Linked DNA regions of Homo sapiens: regions 1, 2, 3 and 4 are each linked to region 5. The links are chromatin contacts, found by Hi-C or POLR2A ChIA-PET in ENCODE. All regions are on one chromosome and are shown on one strand. The core of a region is the stretch at or near the end of the contact, and the rest is flanking DNA. Distances in the headings are between cores, read along the strand shown. Region 1 holds the start of FOXO4 (forkhead box O4). Region 2 holds the start of TAF1 (TATA-box binding protein associated factor 1). Region 3 holds the start of NONO (non-POU domain containing octamer binding). Region 4 holds the start of SNX12 (sorting nexin 12). Region 5 holds the start of DLG3-AS1 (DLG3 antisense RNA 1).

Region 1 (2,700 bases), core at 22-2,521, 640 kb after region 5:
GGCACATAATAAGGGCTCCATAAATTTTAGCCATAATTACCAGACATGTTTCTTAGAACGGTAACCTTGCTGGCAGCTCTGAATATAAACTGTAGTGAGGTAAAGACTGATGGAAGGAGATCCAATTAAGATGATACTGCACCTTTTTTTTTTTTTGACAGGGTGTTATTCTGTCACCCAGGCTGGAGCACAGTGGCATGATCTTGGCTCACTGCAACCTCCACCTCTTGGGTTCAAGCGACTCTCCCACCTCAGCCTCCCAAGTAGCTGGGACTACAGGTGCGTGCCCCACACCAGGCTAATTTTTCTATTTTTAGCAGAGATGGGTTTCACCATGTTGGCCAGGCTGGTCTCAAACTCCTGACCTCAAGTGATCCGCCTGCCTCGACCTCCCAAAGTGCTGATATTACAGGCGTCAGCCACTGCACCCGGCTGATCCTACAATTTAAATGCAGTTATAAATAGGTCTTGAACTGGGATTTGGATGTAGAAAGTTACGGAGATGAAGAAGTAATGGGTAATTACCTCTAAGCTGCTGCTTGGAGCTTGGGAGACTGGGTAGATCAGGACTACCATAAGTCAAATTCAGAGATAAGGGTAGCCAGAGGATAGGGGTGCGGGTGCAGGAACAGATAATGAGTTTGGACCTGTTGAATGAGAAGTGAAGCCGTTGGAGATGTGAACCTGGAGAATATCGGTGTTGAAGGGAAAGCCAGAAGAGCCAGTGGAGGAAACTGATTGGTAAGTGAGACCTCACTGTCAGTGGGAACTGCATATGGGGGGATGAAGGCGGGTGGAGGGAGGAGGAAGGGGGTGAGGAGGAACACCACCGTGGGCTAACCATTTGTTTATGTTACACAAGCCCCCCACCCAACTCTCCAACGTGCATACATCCTATTTTCTAGTCAGTTCCTTGCTTCTTGCTTCTTGGTCTCCTGCATCTTTAAGAGAATAATTTTTTCCCTTTTGCCGTCTCCTAAATGAAGGAGGGAAAGGGCTAGCACCTCTCAATCTGGTCACCTACACGACTCTGAATCACAAGGGAGACAATGGAAAGGGGGAAAGGGCGAAAAACGATTCTTAAGAAAAGAAAGAGTCCGCGACGACTTCTAATAATTAAAGTTCCACCTCGTTATATCCTGCCACGCCGCTCTCCTGCCGCCGTATCGGGCTCCTGGCCGCGAAGCAGGACGGGAGATGTAGTCCTCAAGAGTGACCAGGGTGGCACGACTGCAGAACTCGGTTTCCCGACTGGCTTTCGAGGCGCGTGCGCAGATGGCTGCCCCGGCGAGTGGTAAACAGAGACGTCAGGAGGGGGCTGCTGCTTGGAGCAAAACAAAAGGGAAACCCGGGGGGCGGGGGGTGGGGGGGGTTGATAGGGGAATCGGTGCGGGAATAAGGGAGGCCGCAGCCGCGGGGACCCGGACCCTAGTAAGAGTGGCGAGAAGGGAAGAGGCGGGGGAAGGGGGAGTCAGGGGAGGGGCAAGTGACGCGGGGGAGCGGGGCGTGGGGGAGGGCAGCAATCCGGGTGGAGGAAATTTGGGAGGAGTGTCCGGGGGGCAGCAACTTAAAAGGGGGAGGGAACTGCGGCTAAGGAGACGTTCGGTGATGGGAGCGCAATATATGAGGGGATACAGTGCCTCAGGTTTAAAAGAGCAGGAAGCTGAGTGAGAGGTTGCAGAAAAAGTGTCTTCGCTCGGCAGAGGTTACAGGTGGCATCTCAGAAAGAGCTTTGAGGCTACAGGCTGTAGTCGGGAAGGGGATCGGAGAACTGTGTGAAGGGACAGCTTAGGGACTAGCGTCCTGGGACTAGGGGGAAGTTCGCGACTTTCTGAAGACTGGCAGGAATGTGCCTCCTGGCCCTCGATGCTTCCCCCCTGAGGGGAGGCATCGTGAGGGACTGTGGCAGGCTTCACTGAACGCTGAGCCGGGGAGGTCCAACTCCACGTATGGATCCGGGGAATGAGAATTCAGCCACAGAGGCTGCCGCGATCATAGACCTAGATCCCGACTTCGAACCCCAGAGCCGTCCCCGCTCCTGCACCTGGCCCCTTCCCCGACCAGAGATCGCTAACCAGCCGTCCGAGCCGCCCGAGGTGGAGCCAGATCTGGGGGAAAAGGTACACACGGAGGGGCGCTCAGAGCCGATCCTGTTGCCCTCTCGGCTCCCAGAGCCGGCCGGGGGCCCCCAGCCCGGAATCCTGGGGGCTGTAACAGGTCCTCGGAAGGGAGGCTCCCGCCGGAATGCCTGGGGAAATCAGTCATATGCAGAACTCATCAGCCAGGCCATTGAAAGCGCCCCGGAGAAGCGACTGACACTTGCCCAGATCTACGAGTGGATGGTCCGTACTGTACCCTACTTCAAGGACAAGGGTGACAGCAACAGCTCAGCAGGATGGAAGGTAATTATGACCCTCTTACCTTCTTCCCAACACCATCTACCCCCTGGACCCCCTAGCCTCCCTTACTTCTACTCTGGGGCCCCTTTTACTACCTCCCACCCCCACCCCCTTTGGGAAGCCCAGAGATCCACCTTCAATCTCCAGTTAGACAAACATTTACTTAGTACATAGTATATGCCACACTCGGTGCTTGATGCTGAAGGATCACAGATGAATAAGACACTGTCCCTGCCCTGGAGAAAATTGAATTCTCTGCTCACTGCTCAATATTCGCAGCACTTTGGCTTGGGCTGCCCCA
Region 2 (2,700 bases), core at 174-2,673, 910 kb after region 5:
TCCAAATATTTAGTGTCATGAAAAACAAACAAGAAGGCAGGTGATTCTGGACTAAAGGAAGATGACCAAATACAATGCATGAAACGTGAATGGATCCTAGTATTGGAAAAAAGGGAGAATGAGGAAGAGTGCTATGATGTGGTAAAGAAATTATTTCAGTCTATATTATCATAATATGTGAAAAAAGCAAGGTGAAAGCCGGGGTGTTGGCTCATGGCTGCAATCCCAGCACTTTGGGAGGCTGAAACGGGCAGATTGCTTGAGCCCAGGAGTCTGAGACCAGCCTGTGCAACATGACGAAACCCCGTAAAATGTTCCAACTAGGACAACTGGGGAAATTTAAGTGCGGACTCTTCCTTAAATAATATTGACTTACTTCCTAAAGTTGTGATAAAGGTACTTTGGTTCCATAGTTAAGATGCTTATTTTTAGGAGTGAAGAACAAGATGCCCATAAATGGTTTAGAAAAACAAAAATCCTAGCAAAATGTTAACCATTGTGAGTCTAGGTGAGGGGTCAGCTGTTCATTTTACTAAACTTTCACATTTTCCGAAATAAAACGTTGGGGGAACAAGTATTTTTTTTGAGGCGGGCTGGAGTGCAGTGGCCCGATCACAGGTCACTGCAGACTCCAACTCCTGGCTCCCACCTCAGACCCCCCAACAGCTGGGACTACAGGCACTGGCCACCACATCTGGCTAATTTTTTTGATTTTGTGTATGGATGGAGTCTCGCTTTCTTGTCCAGGCTGGCCTCATACTCGTGGGCTCAAGCGATCCTCCCACCTCGGCCTCTCAAAGTGCTGGAATTACAGGCGTAAGCCACCGCGTCCGGTCAAAAAATCAATTTCTAGGGAAAAATGTCAACTCAAAACAAGTAACCTGCATAGCTCGGGAATGCCTGTATAATTTACGTCAAGTCTCTCCTTGGGACGGACCGGTGAAATTGCACGCAGCACAAAGACCGGCTCTTACCCTTACTTCCGGGTATTGTGGTACAGGAACCCGAGGTTGCCTGCGCGTAAGCCACGTGACTCGAGCAGCTCCTTCTGATTGGAGGAAGAGCCACTGCTCTAATTCGGTGCCGTGAGAAAGCTCGCGCGCGGAGCAGTGGGAGCGGGCGGGACTGAATATTTTCTTTGACCAACCGCTTTCCACATATCCATCCTCCTGATCCCGTAGCGTCGAATCAAAAGCCGTTAGTAAAGTAGTTACTTCTTTCTCTTAGGATAGCCGGTCTTTCCGGGTTTTCCCCCCCTTCCCCCTCCCCTCTCCCCACTTCCCCCTCCCTTTCCCCTCTGTTTTGAGCTTCCGGTAGAGGCTGGTAGGGTAAGGGAGCTCAGTAAGTCACTTCTGGGCGACTGTTGTTTTATTTCCGGTCTATGGGACCCGGCTGCGATTTGCTGCTGCGGACAGCAGCTACCATCACTGCTGCCGCCATCATGTCAGACACGGACAGCGACGAAGATTCCGCTGGAGGCGGCCCATTTTCTTTAGCGGGTTTCCTTTTCGGCAACATCAATGGAGCCGGGCAGCTGGAGGGGGAAAGCGTCTTGGATGATGTGAGGGGGTGGGCGTGGGGGTAGGGCTCGGGGGGTGGGGCTAAGCAGAGGAAGGAGGTGCGGGGAGGAAAGGAGAGGGTGCTCAGGCAGCGAGAACAGGGCGCAGCTAACGCCGGGGAGGAGGATCCCGTCCTCATGGGTGCGGGAGCAACGTGGCGTGGGAGTGATCGTTCTGGGGGAGAGTGGGCAGAAGAGAGCGCGAGGCGAGCCCGGGGCCAGGGGCGCAGGGAATAGTGGCTTTGGAGCTAGCGCTCTGCCGACCAGACAGTAGGACACATGCTGGTTTCGCCTACTGAGATGGCTTCCCACCCGTAACCTGCTTGGAGATTCTTGACACTGCCTGCCCCTCTGACATCGCTGCCCTGAGATGGCTCTATAGAGCCAGAGGACTGGACAGGACCTGCCTCCCGCTCGTTTGGTTCCGGCCTCAGGCTTAGGACAATGGGGTGTTCCTAGCACCCGAGCGGGCCTCCTGGTCACAGTGCGCCTTTTAGGTGGCTCTCCCAGCGTCTTCACTGACTTTCGTGAAATAGTGTCCTGCGCCCTAGTGAAACTACCCTGCCTTCACTTAGGCCCGTTTTCTTGAGGAGTGAAGCTGTCGGCCGCTGTGGCCCCTCCTGTGCCGCAGGCGCATGCGAAACAGGGACCGAACGAGCCCCGCCTCGACGCCTCCAATCCCACTGATCCCCCTGCCTCGGCCCTCGTTCCGAGAACGACCGTTCCATTCATTCAGTCTTGGCAGTAGTTATTTGATTCGTCTTCTCTTGTAGTATACTTTAAAGTGTGGGCGATGCAGTTGGCTGTGGTGCTTTAATAAAGATCTGATCGATGCGGAGTTTGGTAGATGTATATTACAGTTCTCGAACGTGTTGCTTGTTTTGGCACACTGCACAGTCATTTTTCATGTGGATTTGTGACTTTGTCGTGGACCAGGGAAATAAGTCCTGTGGTGTGGGAGTCGTAGGTTTAGTTGTTATCTTCGACTCGTGCTGTCCCTTTTTCAGGAATGTAAGAAGCACTTGGCAGGCTTGGGGGCTTTGGGGCTGGGCAGCCTGATCACTGAACTCACGGCAAATGAAGAATTGACCGGGACTGACGGTGCCTTGGTAAATGATGAAGGTGAAGTCTGGGTTGTGGGG
Region 3 (2,700 bases), core at 7-2,506, 830 kb after region 5:
CTTAAGCGATCCTCCCGTCTCGGCCTCTCAAAGTACTGGGATTATAGGCATGAGCACTGCACCTAGCCGGAATTAAAAATTCAGGTTCTCAGTTGCATTAGTCATATTTCAATGGCCACTTATAGTTAGTAGCTGCCATATTGAACACAGCAGACATAGGACCTTTCCATCATTGCACACAGTTCTATTGAACAGCCCAAGTCTAGATCATTGTGTCCCCACATAAGGTGGTGCCCATTGGGATACCCTGCAACCCTGAGTGTGAATTAATTAATGGGAATTAACAACACATACTTATCAATTGATCCTTGTAGTCCTTGGTTAACCACGGGGGCGGGGCGAGTTAGGCATTACTGAAACAATGAAGGTTAGTTACTGATAGGCCTCCTATGGAATATACAGTCTGATCTAGAGGCCTACAATATATCCATGGCAATGATGACACCTGTTGAATCTCTCAGTAAATCATAGGAACAATAGTGATGTTTGGACTGCTAGGTTTTCTGGTTACCATGGAAATGAGGGTGCTGGTTACAATTCTGTGTAATCACGCAGAGCCTAAGGTATGATGCACCCCCTCCTCCCCCACCCCGTCTGTAACCATGACCAAAGAGTTGACTATTTCAGTTGCGTTTCCCGAGTAGCCCCAGCAACAGGAGAAGCATCTAGAAATATGATTAAGTATGGGGTGTCAGGATGCAAGCCCTAACAAGGAAGTGTGAAAAAAGAAACATGGCGGGGCATTTTTTTCAGTAGGAAAAGGCCAAATCTATTCCATTGAATACAATGACATTGTTACTCTTGCTTCTTGCACAGGCGCAGTGCAGGACTGCTCCGAGCACGCCTACGCGCGCATTTTCTCCCCTTCCTCTCCCTCTTTCCACTTTCCTCTCCCTTTTTCTCCTCTCCTTTCCCCCTCCCACCACTTGGTCTTTCAGTCTTTCAGTCAGTTCGTTTAGGTCTCTCCTTCCGACCCCCACCCCCAGCTCCTCTCCCTTTCCTTTTCCCCCTCCCCCTTTCCTTTCCCGTCTCACGCGCCAGGCCGCTTGCACATGCGCATTAGGTACAAAGCCTCGCTCTTTGTCCCCATCTGTCGTTCACACGAACTCAAGCCTTTGGCATTCGGCAGCCAATAGAATCTAAGAAATGGCGGAAAAATGATTCCGCCTCGGGAGCTAAACCTTGATTGGCAGTTTAGCTAACCAATCGAGAACGCCATTTTGTACCCCTTGGCAGGCACCGAGCTCCGTCGTCTCGTTTCCGGCGGTCGCGCGCTCTTTTCTCGGGACGGGAGAGGCCGTGTAGCGTCGCCGTTACTCCGAGGAGATACCAGTCGGTAGAGGGTGAGTTTTGGGACGTCTTGGTTCTTGTTTGGGAGGGTAGTGGGATTTCTTGGAACAATCAGCGAAGGAAGAGGCTAGGGCGAAGCTAGGTTTGGAGGGTGGATGGCGCTTCCGAGGCCCCTTGAGGCCTTGTCTCTGCCGCCACACTGCCTTCTCAGCCCACCCGCGGGGGGCCACCTTTCTCAACTCGCTTCGCTTCGGGCTTTCCCCATTTTCGTTCCTGCCCTGTTTCTTTGTGCAACTCATCTCCGAATCTTACCCGTGTCAGTAAGTTGCCGGCCTCTGAGCCGCCCTGGGCCCGACGGTGTGGGGTCTATTATGAGAGATCGCTGAAGTCGTGGTTGGTTAGAGGAGGAGGCGCTTTGTCGGGCGCTCCTCCTCTCGGCCCCGCGAGGCCATTAATTCAGAATGGGCAAGTGGGGCCCCTCAAGCGATATTTCTTTGTCAAAACTCTTAGCTGGAAAGTTCCTCTGCATATCCAGAGCCCGCCGCTTTCGTAGTCAGATTTCTGTATGCCCTTTTTCTAAAGTCCTAACCGCCTAGCTCCTTGACGCATTTATATAGCATCACTTTTTAAAATGAAACTTAAATTTATGGATTTCGCATCGAGTATTTTATTTTCCAGTTTGAGAAACTCTTACCATAACCTGACACGTTTCTTTGTGTTTTTAACAGAGAAGTCGAGGTTAGAGGGAACTGGGAGGCACTTTGCTGTCTGCAATCGAAGTTGAGGTAGGTGTAAGGAAGGGATAGGGTTGCCAGACAAAACACCGGGCACCCAGTTGAATTAGAATTTCACCTACACAACCAATTATTTTTAAGTATATGTTGCATAGTTTTCAATTAAATTTCAAATTTAATTGTGGGTTGTGTATTTTATTTGCTAAATCTGGCAACTCTAGTGGGGGGGCCCTGGTTATATTTATACTGTGTCCTTGTCCACCTTCCTTGTTATTAAATGAAAAGTCCTAAGAAACTCTTAGAGAAGGACCTTAGTTCATTTTACAGCTTTCAGGCTGGCCATCCAGGCAGCCATCTCAGTCTTGTAAATTTATACCAGATTTAGATTTCAGATATGTGTGATGTAGTGTTTGGTCCTCTACCTAAACATTTGTTTAACTGTAGCATGCCCAGTGGTTAGAGTCTTTCTCAACCAGCAATACGTGTTTTCTCTCAAAATTCTTCATCAGGATTATTAGTCTCAGGGACACAAGTAGACAGTAATCTTTGCTGCTGATCTTCGTGCTGTGTTCTCTTTTCAGAGGCCCAGTATTTAGGCGACAGTGAATTTATTACTCTGAAGAGGGTTCTGCACATATTTCCAAATTATATTGGTGGTCATCAGAAGTAGGTGATA
Region 4 (2,798 bases), core at 299-2,798, 610 kb after region 5:
CTGAAGGACCTAAATTCCATTCTCCCCCAAAGACATGATTTCACATAGTTCTTATATAGACAAGTGTTTCTCATGTTTTGCTATTCACTTTTCTTTCTTCAGTTTGGACTTTGCCAAACTTGGAATCTGGAAATCATAATTTCTCAATAAGATTTCAAAGCCCAAGTAGGAGACCACAATTTCTCATTCAATTCACTCCTTCAACAATGAAAGCACATACACTCTTTTAGTTCTTCAATGCTGTTTGAGCAGGATGCTGTCCACAGAGAATATTCTGGCCTTTTAGTCTGAGAAGAAAACATAAGGAAAACTAGAAAATGATTCTCAAACTGTTTTGCCTATAACCACTTCAAGTGGGCAAAAGATCCTGCAAACCAAGTACTCTATCTGCACATTCCATCCTTGCATTATGGGCTAAGCACTAGAGAGTAAAGTCCTCTATCATGCATGCTGGAAGAAGCCACTCCTGGGCAATTCTGAAATGTCATGTATTAAAGTAACTACAGACCAGGGTCAGAATCCAAAAGGGTAATCTAGGACAGAAAGGGCAAAAAGCCATTCATATACAAAGTACCTAAACGAGAGTCAATAAATACTGAAATAAACATTCTGGATACTTCAAATCTAAAGGATCCACATAGAATGAAAGCAGTGACTGACAAGGCACCAATCCCAGGGCCAGGCCAGGTTTCAAGGCGAGACAGCACGTAGTATCTGCGAAAACTTAAGCATAAAACATTTCTCTCCTTCAGATGCTGATCCGACACAAGTTAGGAAAGCGCTCGGTCTCAAGGAGACTCCCTTTCTTATTTCTGCTCCCACAAGCCTACTGTCTGCCTTTTCTGGAATCTACCTTCCCTTTAATTCAAGGCTTTGCTTTACTCCATTATCCCAGGGAGACCTCATTAGAAAGCAGCCGGCCTTCCTGCCCTCCCTCTTCAGACTTCTCACAACCTAGTTTAGTTATGGAGCTCAGCGATATATCGCCTTGGCTTTCCATCCCCCAGCCCTCTTCCATCCTCCCTCCCTTCCTTCAGTCGCTACAGCCGTGATTCCTATCTCCTTGAATTCCTCACTCTAATCTTTTTCCATCCACCCCACCCTATCCAGCCATGCTTCACTTCCTCATGGGTAGCTTTCCTGCATCCCCGTCCGATGTCTCCCTCAGGAGTTTTCTGCATCCTCCGGCCACAACTGAATCGGCAGACCTCGTTCCAAGCCTATTATACCCCTAACCCCCAAATGACCCCTAAGGCGTCTTCCCCGCCGTTAGTTGCCCCCGCGGTAGCCTCCCTCCCCCCTCCCGCTCGCGCCGCCCGGTCCTCCCTCAGCTGTCTCCCTCACCCCGTGACTCACCCGCATGCGAACCTCATAGGTGGTGAAGCGCGCGCGTCCCACGCCCACCGTCTGAGGATTAAAGATGTCGATCTCCAGGAAGTTACTTGGCGGCCCGTAAGCGTCGGTCAGGTCCTGCGGCTTCGAGTTAAGGCGCCGGGTATCAGCTACTGCCGTGTCCGACATCTTTCCGAAGGAGAGCCTGGGACCGGGGAAAGGGGGTGGGGGACAGAGGCCTGAGGCAGGAGCGCGCACGGCCCCTCCCGCTTGCAAAATAACTAGCCAACCCACAGGCGGCGGCGGCGCGCACGCGCGCCCACGCACGCACGCGCACGCCGCACGGGCCTGGGCCCCGGGCTCTGAATAGCGGCCGTGCTGACTGCTGCGCGCCCTGTAGAGTGGAGGCCATATTCAGGCTTCCGGGTGATGTTTGTGGCCACCCGGGAACCTGCATCCCCAATACGCAGTACCCAATACCCTGCCTAGCAGCACAGGCTGGCTCCGCCAATCGCGGCTCCTCAACCCAAGAAATTGTCTCGTACCGTGTATCAATCAACAGTGGGCACTGCCCCGTGAGCCAGGCTCCTACAGTGATAGGCCGAAGCCCAGTGACCTGAATAAGTCCTGGTTTTCCGCGAAAATAGAAGGGTGGTCTATGGAGGGTGGGGTTCCAACAATAGTACTGAGAACCTATAACGTAGCCGTCCCACCTGTGCCACTGATGGTTTCAGTTCACGCCACACACAATGGCGCACTCAGCACTACGTATGGCGCCAGGAAAGCAGCAAGCAACTAGGATGGGGTAAAGAAAGACATTTCTCTCTTACTTTTCAGGAAAATTGGGCATATCTTACTCCTTGTTGCCACACTCCAGGTGTACTCAATCTTACATTTATCAGCAAATTGAGGGTACTTATTTCATACCTTCTATTTCTACTCCGCAGAACTCCATACTTGGCACTGCTCTGAGGTTGCTTGCAACCCATAATGGAGATAGAATAAATGTTTACATGAGAATATCTATAGAAATATTAATATTTATATGACTAATTTACATATGCTCCACATTAAAGGGTAGACTGGGTGATGATTTCAGGTCATCCTTTCTCCACCTTTCCCCTGCCCTCCTCTACTCAAAAAATATTTCCCATATCACTGATGCCTGAAATTCTTTCAACAGAGTATGAGGCCCTACAATTTCACAATTGCTGTTTAATTCAATTTAACCAATATCCACTAAGCAAATACGTGCCAAGCACCATGCTAAACACTAAAATCCTGGAGTTAAATAAGAGTCCCTGCCCTCAAGGAGTTAACATTCTAGCAAGGGAGACAAGTAAACAAAACTAATATAATGCGACAAATACAAAATAAGTAAATGTTCAAAGCAGCACATAGGAAATGTATAACTGGAAAAATTAGGGGAGGTTCCCCTGGAGGAGGAAACATCTGAGTTTAACAGA
Region 5 (2,790 bases), core at 57-2,556:
CCTCAGGTAGAAGAGATCCGACCTCTTAAGAGATCTTGGGCCAAACCTCTGTGACCCCCACTCCCCTCCCCTCATCAAGATGACCGTGAAAGACCCATAAACGCGCTGAAAAGGTGATACTATGCCCTTGGGATAGGCCAACTGGAGTCGACTCCCTCCCCTCCGGGGGGCCTTCTTTGTATTCTCAGTGAGCAGTCCTTGGCTGGGGCGAATGGGCGGGGCTGGTCATGCAAATAAAGGCGTTTGATTGGCTGGGGCCAACCGAGGCCCAGGTGCCGAGGTGAGCCGCGGGAAGGCGCGCCCTAGCCTGCGGGCCAGTGGAGTGGCCATTGGCCGGCTGAGGGCGGCCTCCAGCCGCATGCCCCGCCCCCTGACCCAGGAGGAGGGCGGCAGGCGCCCCTCCTTCCCCCCATCGCGCGCCTCAGGCGTCTCCTCCTCCTCCCTCCTTCCCCCTCCTCTCTCCTCCCCTCCTCCCGCGCGCCCCGCTTTGTGTCCGTGGTCTCCCGCGCGGGACGGAGGGACTGGCCGGAGCTGGCGCTTTCTCAGCACTAGATCTGGACTCCGACCCGGCGCCAGGTGAGGTGGGGCGGACGGGGGTCAGGCCCCCTCGCAGTCCCCCCTAACCTCTCTACGGCTCTGTTCTCAGCCTCTTTTCCAACACTGCGTGCCCCAATTCTGCCCTCTCCCTCGAATGCCTTCGTTGCGTGCCCCCAGGCTCCTTCTGAGACCCTCCTCAGGGCCCCTCGGAGCGCCGCGCGGGGCTCAGCGCCCCCTCACCCTACACTGGGCCCAGTCTGGCCTTCACCTCTTAGCCATCACCTCTCCCCCACAGCGAGCTGTGCCCCCTTCTCACCCCAGGGCCTCTGTCCTGCCTCAGCCCCCTTCCTGCTGGCTGCTGCGCCCCCAAGCAGCTCCCTAATCCCTTGCCCTAGAGGAATTTTCTAAATCTTCCCCTCCCCCGACACCCATTTCTCCACCCAACCTGTCCACCTCTGAGAACAGCCGCGACCGGCTTGGTATTCTGCCCCCTCCCTTTTGTTTGCAAGGGATTCGTACCATTCCCGACTTCTTTCGCCTCCTCCTCCCCTTTGTCCCCTAGGGCTGCAGCGCCTGGGCTCCTGGGACACCTAGGCCCTGTGGGCCGATTACTAAGGTGGAAGGGACCGACCTCTCCCTGGCAGGTGCTCTATTTCCGCGATGAGAGGGGGAGAGGCTGGGAGCCCCGTCGCCAAGCCGAAAGGGATGGAAAGCGCCTACCTTTGTCCTTTCCGTTCCCCTCCCCCCATGCTCCTTCAGTGCCTCAAGATCCTGAAGGGAAAGAAGAGAGAGCCTGCGACCTTTTCCACGAGGCTCTTCTGATCGAGGACAGAAGTGCAGGGAGGTAACTCACAGGAGAGAGAGCTTGTTGGTCTGAGGTAATGAGAAAGAGGGATGCAAATGGACACTTTGAGTCATTTCTCTCCTTGTTTGGTTTTCAGCTTACTGATCAGGAACGCACCTTAGGGATATTGTTTTTTTATGATTTATGTGTGTGCTGTTCGCTTTCCAGTACAGAGCTAACCGTCTGATTTTTATTAGCAACTAATATTTGTGCATTTCATGCCCACAACTTAGACAACACAGGTTCTGCAAAGGAAATGGTTTTTCTTGCGTATTTGTGTGTGTATGTTGTAGGAGAAATTGATGTTTCTTTCGGTTTTGCTCTCTGATGTTGGGCACATGGAAACAATACTGTGAATTGTGTGTGGTGGGGGTATGCTGGATACTAGTGACTACATATTTCTATGACTTGTTAGGGGAATGCAACTGGCTTGCATAAAAAGCTGCAGGTTGTCCAGGGTAAGGGGATTCCTGCAGTGTTTATTGCTCTCTGAGCATATTTCTGAGAGTTTATAATGTAGGTTGAGGTGCTGTTTTATGCTAGTTCTTTCTACTACTTGCCAAATAAGGCCTTTCTTCTCTTAGGATTTAGGTGAACCACTGTTGTTAAGGCTCTGCCACCCCAATCAATCTTACTTCCTCCTTTGGTTTGGTAAATCCAGCAAGTCCCCAACATGCAAAAGCTTTTTTTTTTTTCCCCTTTTGAAAACAGATCCCTGGAGACTGGTCCAGAGGGACTGTCAAGCATTCTGTGTTGGGCTCTAAATTTTCTTTGGTAAAGTGCTAGTTTTTAAAAATAAGGACTCCATGTTGATCAATTTATAAACAAGTGTGGTTCTTCAGAGGATTACATCACGGTGGGTATTTACAAAATGAATAATCCAAATACATGTATGTTGGTTGGCAAGAGACCTTGCATGTGATTGGCCAAGTAAGTGTTCATTACTTGAATTTTTTTTTCTTCACGTGAATGTGAGAGCTGGAAAGGATCAAGTGGTCCAATTCTTCATTGTGCATACTGAAACAATGACAAGAGAGCCAAGATATAACTTGTCTAAGAAGGGAAAGTTGCTGAAGGTCAGCATCAGAGGGTCAGCAAATCAGCTTAATCCTGAGGTCTACCAGTTGGGACAGACCATGCTTGTGAACACCTGAGGGACCTAACACCTAGTTAAAAGTGGAGGAGCAACAGGAAGGATACTGGGGAATTAACAGAGGACAGACTAGGAAGAGTGTAAGGGAAAGAAAGATGGATGTGGAGGGGAAGGTTAGAGTGATCTCCATGGTGGCCTCTGAGGCACCTTTGCCAAACCAGTGCAGCCTTTAGCATGAGAGATTTAAAAAATAGGTTTGACTAATAGAACAATCAGAGTAAGACAATTTGTCTCCTTTTTAAAATGGTGTTATTGA

Evidence for each region. A loop is a pair of places that touch in the nucleus more often than their neighbours do. ChIA-PET counts read pairs that join two places held with the same protein, here RNA polymerase II (POLR2A). Pooled maps may share reads with other maps.
Region 1: a loop to region 5 is called in a map of CD8-positive, alpha-beta T cell, with 6 times the contacts of the local background. The contact joins the promoter of FOXO4 here to the promoter of DLG3-AS1 in region 5. A Hi-C loop is called at or near these places in 1 of 168 maps with a recorded cell type or tissue (CD8-positive, alpha-beta T cell), 1 of 37 single-sample maps with no recorded cell type and 6 of 50 pooled maps. POLR2A ChIA-PET finds 5 or more read pairs at or near these places in 1 of 52 experiments (HCT116).
Region 2: a loop to region 5 is called in a map of naive thymus-derived CD4-positive, alpha-beta T cell, with 12 times the contacts of the local background. The contact joins the promoter of TAF1 here to the promoter of DLG3-AS1 in region 5. A Hi-C loop is called at or near these places in 1 of 168 maps with a recorded cell type or tissue (naive thymus-derived CD4-positive, alpha-beta T cell), 2 of 37 single-sample maps with no recorded cell type and 15 of 50 pooled maps. POLR2A ChIA-PET finds 5 or more read pairs at or near these places in 2 of 52 experiments (CD8-positive, alpha-beta memory T cell and activated CD8-positive, alpha-beta T cell).
Region 3: a loop to region 5 is called in a map of naive thymus-derived CD4-positive, alpha-beta T cell, with 5 times the contacts of the local background. The contact joins the promoter of NONO here to the promoter of DLG3-AS1 in region 5. A Hi-C loop is called at or near these places in 1 of 168 maps with a recorded cell type or tissue (naive thymus-derived CD4-positive, alpha-beta T cell), 2 of 37 single-sample maps with no recorded cell type and 8 of 50 pooled maps.
Region 4: a loop to region 5 is called in a map of B cell, with 10 times the contacts of the local background. The contact joins the promoter of SNX12 here to the promoter of DLG3-AS1 in region 5. A Hi-C loop is called at or near these places in 4 of 168 maps with a recorded cell type or tissue (B cell, naive thymus-derived CD4-positive, alpha-beta T cell and sigmoid colon), 3 of 37 single-sample maps with no recorded cell type and 12 of 50 pooled maps.

Annotation. Positions count from the first base shown.
Region 1 is chrX:71,094,580-71,097,279 of GRCh38, forward strand. FOXO4 (forkhead box O4) reads left to right here and starts at 1,272. Exons shown (of 3, transcript NM_005938.4): 1 at 1,272-2,402. The coding sequence starts at 1,950.
Region 2 is chrX:71,364,934-71,367,633 of GRCh38, forward strand. TAF1 (TATA-box binding protein associated factor 1) reads left to right here and starts at 1,424. Exons shown (of 38, transcript NM_004606.5): 1 at 1,424-1,561; 2 at 2,566-2,680. The coding sequence starts at 1,442. RefSeq lists enhancers at 188-757, 926-975, 1,466-1,515, 2,034-2,700 and a silencer at 1,116-1,305.
Region 3 is chrX:71,282,379-71,285,078 of GRCh38, forward strand. NONO (non-POU domain containing octamer binding) reads left to right here and starts at 1,257. Exons shown (of 12, transcript NM_007363.5): 1 at 1,257-1,343; 2 at 2,019-2,075.
Region 4 is chrX:71,066,786-71,069,583 of GRCh38, forward strand. It overlaps SNX12 (sorting nexin 12), which reads right to left and starts at 1,549. Exons shown (of 4, transcript NM_013346.4): 1 at 1,357-1,549. The coding sequence starts at 1,521. RefSeq lists silencers at 1,512-1,705, 1,545-1,764.
Region 5 is chrX:70,454,688-70,457,477 of GRCh38, forward strand. It overlaps DLG3-AS1 (DLG3 antisense RNA 1), which reads right to left and starts at 1,307. Exons shown (of 2, transcript NR_109801.1): 1 at 1,258-1,307. All of the region lies in intron 9 of DLG3 (discs large MAGUK scaffold protein 3), which reads left to right. RefSeq lists silencers at 91-517, 255-484.